Linked DNA regions of Homo sapiens: region 2 is linked to region 1. Evidence: read pairs that join two places in POLR2A ChIA-PET (ENCODE). Cell type or tissue: PC-9. All regions are shown on one strand.

Region 1 (4,000 bases):
CCCACCTCAGCCTCCCTCGAAGCTGGGACTACAGTCACGTGCCACCACGCCTGGCTAATTTTTGTAGTTGCACTAGAGATGGGGTTTCACCATGTCGGCCAGGCTGGTCTCAAACTCCTGGCCTCAAGTGATCCACTCGCCTCAGCCTCCCAAAGTGCTGGGATTACAGGCGTGATCCTCGGCACCTGGCCACAGTCTGGAAATTCTGTCTTAGAAGGTTCCAGCATGTGTTTATATCTCCTGGGACTGTGCCTCACCCAGGGGTCCCTGCAGTGTTTTGGCAGGTGGAGCTTCACTGGGTACCAGACAGGTTGGTGTGGTGGATAAAGAAGGAATCTCTCCATTTCTGGGCGGTTTCAGTTCCTTATTTATAAAGGGATGGAACAGGAAGGTTTCTAGCTGGTCAGGCTACCCAAAGAAGAAAGAAACGTGTTTACCCAGCATTTGCCCCATCTCGAACTGTGTGCTGCTGGCTGGACAAGAGGCAGGAAAATGGCTGGGCACGGTGGCTCACGCCTGTAATCCCAGCACCTTGGGAGGCCGAGGTGAGAGGATCACTTGAGGTCAGGAGTTCGAGACCATCCTGGCCAACATGGTGAAACCCCATTTCTACTAAAAATTCAAAAATTAGTCAGGCACGATGGCGGGCGCCTCTAGTCCCAGCTACTCGGGAGCCTGAGGCAGGAGAATCACTTGAACCCAGGAGACAGGTTGCAGTGAGCTGAGATCGCACCCCTGCACTCCAGCCTGTGCAACAGAGTGAGACCCTGTCTCAAAAAAAAAAAAAAAAAAAAAGTGGGCAGGGAAAACCCTTAGTGGTCCCTGCCCTTGGGCAGCCCACCGTATTCTGAGAGACATGACTCAAAGGATTACACAAATTCTTGTAAAATCATAAGTGCTTAGTGTCACAAAGGAAATGATCTTGGCACTACAAAGTCTGGCTTAGACAGGGTGGCACCTCTAAGGGCATGACCTAAGAAGGAAGGAGGGGGAGGAACAAACTGGGTGCAGGTGGGAGGAAAGGTCATTCTAGGCAGAAGGAAGAGCTTGTGCAAATGTTGTGTGGTGGGAAGAAATAGGTTGATCTCTAAGAAATAAAAAAGGAAGTCAGTGGGCCTCAAGTGAAACAATATTTTTTGGGGGGGTGTAATGGTTTTATTGAGCTATAATTCATGTACTATACAATTTACCCATTTAAAGTATATACTTTAGGCTGGGCACAGTGGCTCACGCCTGTAATCCCAGCACTTTGGAAGGCCGCGGCGGGAGGATCTCTTGAGTCCAGGAGTTCGAGACCAGCCTGGGCATCATGGCAAAACCCAGTCTCTACAAAAAACAAACAAAAAAAATTAGCCAGGCATGGTGGCGCATGCCTGTAGTCCCAGCTACACGGGAAGCTGAGGCAGGCATAAGCCACTGCACCTGGCCATGCCCACCTAATTTTTGTATTTGTAGTAGAGACAGGGTTTCGCCATGTTGGCCAGGATGGTCTTGAACTCCTGACCTGAGGTGATCCGCCTGCCTCACCCTCCTAAAGTGCTGGAATTACAGGCATGAGCCACTGCACCCGGCCTTATGTAAGGGCTTCTGTGTAGACATATATTTTATTTATTTTTTTAAAGGTGGGGTCTCACTATGTTTCCCAGGCTGGTCTTAAACTCCTGGGCTCAAGTGATCCTCCCACCTTGGCCTCCCAAAGTGCTTGGACATATGTTTTCATTTCTCTTGGGTATATACCTAGGAGTTGAATTGCTGGGTTATAAGCCAATTCAATTTTTTTTTTTTTTAAGAGGGAGTCTCGCTATGTCGCCCAGGCTGGAGTGCAGTGGCGCGATCTCAGCTCACTGCAACCTCTGCCTCCTAGGTTCAAGCAGTTCTCCTGTCTCAGCCTCCTGAGTAGCTGGGATTACAGGCACACGCTGCCACGCCCAGCTAATTTTTGTATTTTTAGTAGAAACACGGTTTCACCATATTGGTCAGGCTGGTCTTGAACTCCTGACCTCAAGTGATCCATCCACCTCAGCTTCCCAAAGTGCTGGGATTACAGATGTGAGCCACCATGGCCAGCCTCTATTTTTAATTTTTTTAAGCACTGTGTGTTTGTTTGTTTCTTTGCTAGACTGTTTTCCAAAGCAGCGGCACCATTTTACATTTCCACTGACAGTGTATGTGAATTCCAGTCTCTCTACATTCTCTCTAACCCTTTGTAATTCTAGCCATCTTTGTGGGTGTGAAGTGTAGTATGTCATTGTGGTTTTGCTTTGCATTTCTCTAATGACTTGACGTTGAACAGCTTTTTATGTGCCTATTGGCCATTTGTATATCTTCTTTGGAGAAGTTTTTATTCAGATCTTTTGCCCATTTTACTCTTACTTTTTTTAGAGACGGGGGTCTCACTATGTTGCCCAGGCTGGTCTCCAACTCCTGGGCTGAAACTATCAAGCGATCCTTCTGCCTTGGCCTCCCAAAATGCTGGGATTGCAGGCGTGAGCCACCGCACTTGGCCTTTAATTTATTTTAGAGACGGGGTCTTGCACTGTAGCCTAGGCTGGAGTGTAGTGACGCTATCATAGCTCACTGCAACCTCAAACATCTAGGCTCAAGCAATCCTCCTGCCTCAGCCTCCAGAGTAGCCAGGACTATAGACACATGCTACCATGCCTGGCTAATTAAAAATTTTTTTTTTTTTTTTTTTTTTTTTTTTTTTTGTAGAGACAGGGTTTCACTATGTTGCCCAGGCTGGTCTTGAACTCCTGGGCTCAAGCGATCTTCACACCTAGGCCTCTCAAAGTTCTGGGATTACAGTTGTGGGCCACCACACCCAGCCCCTTCAGTATACTTTAAATCAGGGGTGTCCAATCTTTTGGCTTCCCTGGGCCACATTGGAAGAATTGTCTTGGACCACACATAAAATACACTAACAGTTATAGCTGGGCATAGTGGCACACACCTGTAATCCCAGCACTTTGAGAGGCCAAGGCGGTTGGATCACTGAGGTCAGGAGTTCAAGACCAGCCTGGCCAACATGGTGAAACCCCGTCTCTACTAAAAATACAAAAATTAGCCAGGCGTGTGGCAGGCACCTTTAATCTCAGCTACTTGGGAGGCTGAGGCAGGAGAATCACTTGAACTCTGGAGGCAGAGGTTGCAGTGAGCCGAGTTTGTATCACTGCACTCCAGCCTGGGCAACAGAGCAAGACACCGTCTCAAAACCAACAAACCAAAAAACCCCACTAAAGATAGCTGATGAGCTAAAAGAAAAAAAATCGCAAAAAAAAAAAAAAAATCTCATAATGTTTTAACAAAGTTTATGAATTTGTGTTGGGCCAAATTCGAAGCCATCCTGGGCCACGTGCAGCCCGTGGGCAGCAGGGTGGACAAGCTTGCTTTAAATCATCTCGAGATTACTTATAATACCTAATACAATGTAAATGCTATGTAAATAGTCATTATACTGTATTATTTAGGGAAAAACGGGGAAAATAGTCTGTAAATGGTCTGCGCAGGTGCAATTTTTTTTTCCTGAATATTTTAGATCCAAGGTTGGTTGAATCCTGGGTATATGGAACATATATATATATATACACACACATATATATACACACATATATATATAGAGAGAGAGATGCTGCTCATCTATATATAATCTATGTAAAAAAATTTTTCTTTTTTTTTTTTTTTTTTTGAGACGGAGTCTCGCTCAGTCGCCCAGGCTGGAGTGCAGTGGCGCGATCTCGGCTCACTGCAAGCTCCTCCTCCCGGGTTCACGCCATTTTCCTGCCTCAGACTCCCAAGTAGCTGGGACTACAGGCGCCCGCCACCACGCCTGGCTAATTTTTTGTACTTTTAGTAGAGACGTGGTTTCACCGTGTTAGCCAGGATGGTCTCGATCTCCTGACCTCGTGATCCGCCTGCCTCAGGCCTCCCAAAGTGTTGGGATTACAGGCATGAGCCATCGCGCCCGGCTAAAAAATATTTTTATATTTATTTATATTTATAT
Region 2 (4,000 bases), 230 kb after region 1:
AGGCTTGTTTTTGTTGTTGTTTTTTGTTTGTTTGCTTTTGTTTTTTGAGACGGAGTTTTGCTCTTGTCACCCAGGCTGGAGTGCAATGGCACGATCTGAGCTCACTGCAACCTTCACCTCCCAGGTTCAAGCGATTCTGCCTCAGCCTCCCAACTAGCTGGAATTACAGGTACGTGCCACCACTCCCAGGTAATTTTTTCTTTTTTTTTTTTTTTTTGTATTTTTAGTTGAGACAGGGTTTCACCATGTTGACCAGGCTGGTCTCGAACTCCTGACCTCAGGTGATCCACCTGCCTCGGCCTCCCAAAGTGCTGGGATTACAGGCGTGAGCCACCATAACTGGCTGCGGCTTATTTGATATCAGTGGTCCCCACCTTATTTGGCACCGGGGACCAGTTTCATGGAAGACAATTTTTCCACGGACCAGGGGAAGGGGATCATTTCAGGATGATTCAAGCACATTACATTTATTGTACACTTTATTTCTATTATTATTGCACTGTAGAATATAATGAAATAATTATACAGCTCACCATCATGTAGAATCAGTGGGAGCCCTGAGCTTGTTTTCTTGCAAATAGATGGTCCCATCTGGGGGTGATGAGAGACAGCGATGGATCACCAGGCATTAGATTCTCATAAAGAGTGTGCAACCTAGATCCCTCGTGTGTACAGTGTACAATAGGGTTCCCACTCCCATGAGAATCTAATGCCACCGCTAATCCAACAGGAGGCAGCGCTCAGGCAGTAATGCAAGCAATGGGGAGTGGCTGTAAATACAGATGAAGCTTCACTCGCTCGCCCTCTGTTCACCTCCTGCTGTGCAGCCTGGTTCCTAAGATGCCACGGACTAGTACTGGTGGCCCAGGGGACAGGGACCCCCATTCTACATCATCTACCAGAGGCTCCTGGAGAAACTGAGCCCCAGTTGCCCACATGGGTCATAAGCTCGTCCATGCCTGTAAATTGGCTTCCTTCCTTTTCCTACCTGCCCCTCTTCACTTTCCCCCTTGTCTTCTGGTACTTCTTGGAACCTCCTCCCAGATAAACCACTTGTATCAAAATCCTTGTCACAGGCTTTGTCCCTGGTGAAACTCAAGCCAAACTTATAGTATGTTTTGACACCTGTCAGTCATGGTTCTTCTCCATCAAAATGTTCTCAGAGATTCTTGTGCAATTTCTTTTTTTAGATGATTTTTACATGACTCTAGCTTTGAAGGTCTTACTTTACTTTTTGAATAAGTCATGTGTGTGCCTGGAACCAAAACCCATCAATCTCTACAGTGATAATGAAAGCTGGCTCCCGGCTGGGCGTGGTGGCTCACGCCTGTAATCCCAGCACCTTGGGTGGCCAAGGTGGGTAAATCACCTGAGGTCAGGAGTTCGAGACCAGCCTGGGCAACATGGTGAAACCCCGTCTCTACTAAAAATACAAAAATTTGCTGGGCGTGGTGGCGCGTGCCTGTAATCCCAGCTACTCAGGTGGCTGAGGCAGGAGAATCGCTTGAGCCTGGGAGGTGGAGGTTGCAGTGAGCTGAGATCACACCATTGCACTCCAGCCTGGGCGACAAGAGGGAAACTTGGTCTCAAAAAAAAAAAAAAAAAGAAAAAAAAGAAAGCTGGCTCCCTCCCCATTCTCTGATCTGAAGAAGTTACTCTTCCTAGCTGCAACCTCTTTATCATATTCCAGATAATCCACTTGTCAAATTTGTTTAAAATCTGTTTGGCAATCCTTCAAAAGACTGTTGAAAATCTATTTGTGAATAGGTGGAGCACAGAGGATTCTTAGGGCAGGGAAACTACCGTATGATACTGCAACATCACTACACATTTTTTCAAATCACAGAATGTACAACACCAAGAGTAAGCCCTGATGTAAATTGTGGACTCTGGGTGACAATGATTTGTCAGTGCAGGCTCATCCATTGTAACAAATGCACCACTCACTCTGTCGAAGGATGTTGCATAAAGGTTGTTAATAGTGGTACAAGCAAGTTGCTCAGATATTACCTTGTGTTGGTGCTCTCCAAGGCTCAGCCCTACCCAACAAAATCTTATGCGTTGATATTTAATTTTAGGGGGCAATTGGCAGAAATGTCTATCAAGGCGAATGTGAATGTTTTGGGGAAAACGTCAAAGGTAAGCAAATCACCGTGGCCTGCTGCAAATGTTTAACAACCAGCTCTCAGGAGGGAAAGTATCAGTGCTTTCAGAAAACTTAAAGTACTTTTCAGAAAACTTAAAGGCCAGGAGAGAATGGGATGATATATTCAGAGTGCTGAAAGAAAGAAACTGTCAGGCGAATGATACTGCTGTAATCCTTTGCAGTGAGTCACTAAGTCCAGCCCCACTCAAAGGGGTATAAGAATGTGTGAACATACGTTAAAACCTCCATGCTAATTAGTAAGTATTTGAGGGGGAGGTGATACTTTGAGGTTACGGATCTGCTGCAACTCGGCTCTTGCCTCATCAGAGGAAAGAATTCATCCAAGAAGAGTAAGACAGAAAGTGAGACTGAGGCAAGTTTTAGCGAAGGAGTGAAAATTTATTAAAAGGTTTTACAGCAGGAAAAACAGGAAGTAAAGTACACTCTTGGAAGAGGGCCAACCAGGCAATTTGAGAGATTGAGGTGCTCAGTGCGACCTTTGACTTGGGGTTTAATGTGCTGGGATGCTCTGGAGTTTCACATCTCTTCTCCCCTGATTCTTTCTTGTTGAGATGGAGTTTCATTCTTGTCACCCAGGCTGGAGAGCAATGGCAGTCTTGGCTCACTGCAGCCTCTGCCTCCCGGGTTCAAGCAATTCTCCTGCCTCAACCTCCCGAGTAGCTGGTATTACAGGCACCTGCCACCACGCCCAGCTAGTTTTTTTGTATATTTAGTAGAGACGGGGTTTCGCCATGTTGGCCAGGCTGGTCTCAAACTCCTGACCTCAGGTGATCCACCTGCCTCGGCCTCCCAAAGTGCTGGGATTACAGGCGTGAGCCACCACGCCTGGCCTTCCCTGATTCTTTCACTGGGGTGCGCTGTCTGCATGCGCAGTAGCCTGCCAGCACTTGCGGGGGGCCACGTGAACAGTGTATTTACTGAAGTTGTGCACATGCTTATTTCAGGTGTTTTTCCGTTACCAATCTAGTGGTCCTAGAGGAAGGTCATATACCAGGTAAACTCCACCCACCAGGTGCGGTGGCTCACACCTGTAATCCCAGCACTTTGGGAGGCCAAGGTGGGTGGATCACTGAGGTCAGGAGTTCAAGACCAGCCTGGCCAGCATGGCAAAACCCCATCTCTACCAAAAATACAAAATTAGTGGGGCATGGTGACATGCGCCTGTAGTCCTGGCTATTTGGGAGGCTGAGGCTCGAGAATCACTTGAACCCAGGACACAGAGGTTGCAGTGAGCTGAGATTGCGTCACTGCACTCCAGCCTGGGAAACAGAGCAAGACTCTGTCTAAAAACAAGCAAACAAACAAAACCTCTACCGATTGCCTCTTGGTGCACATGCTTGAGCTGACTTGCCCGGCTCCTGAGATCTTATCAGGAAGCTGCCAATCACCAGCTCCAGGTGTTTTCTGTCTATTGGGAGCCTGCCTTTCCCTAGGACCAGCGGCCCAATTATTATTTTAGAGAAACAGTTTAACAACCACCTGATCATCACCTTGTAGCAGGGGGGCGTCTCCCACCGGGCTCATGTCTGCCTACCTACCTACTCCCTACTCTAAATGGGGAGACTGGGCCGGGCGTGGTGGCTCACGCCTGTAATCCCAACACTTTGGGAGGCCGAGATGGGTGGATCACGAGGTCAGAAGATCGAGACCATCCTGGCTAACACGTGAAACCCCATCTCTACTAAAAATACAAAAAATTAGCCAGGCGTGGTGGTGGGTGCCTGTAATTGTAGCTACTCAGGAGGCTGAGGCAGGAGAATTACTTGAACCCGGGAGGCAGAGGCTGCAGCAAGAAGAGATCACGCAACTGTACTCCAGCCTGGGCGACAGTGT

The links. Peaks named below come from ENCODE experiments on the same cell type or tissue, not always from the same donor. Only the 100,000 strongest peaks of a DNase experiment are listed, where the experiment ranks them.
Region 2: POLR2A ChIA-PET joins it to region 1 with 9 read pairs; 2 of 35 experiments call an interaction of 5 or more read pairs at or near these places.

What each region holds. Positions count from the first base shown.
Region 1 is chr19:7,545,136-7,549,135 of GRCh38, forward strand. The region is part of intron 13 of PNPLA6 (patatin like domain 6, lysophospholipase); the gene reads left to right. Among named protein-coding and RNA genes, the nearest start is that of PNPLA6, 11 kb to the left of the region's middle. In PC-9, no CTCF peak of the experiment used is centred here; no DNase peak of the experiment used is centred here.
Region 2 is chr19:7,770,467-7,774,466 of GRCh38, forward strand. LOC105372263 (a long non-coding RNA gene) reads left to right here and starts at 156. Exons shown (of 5, transcript XR_001753858.2): 1 at 156-189; 2 at 2,079-2,139. In PC-9, no CTCF peak of the experiment used is centred here; DNase peaks (open chromatin) are centred at 2,385 and 3,505; H3K4me3 peaks cover 404 bases.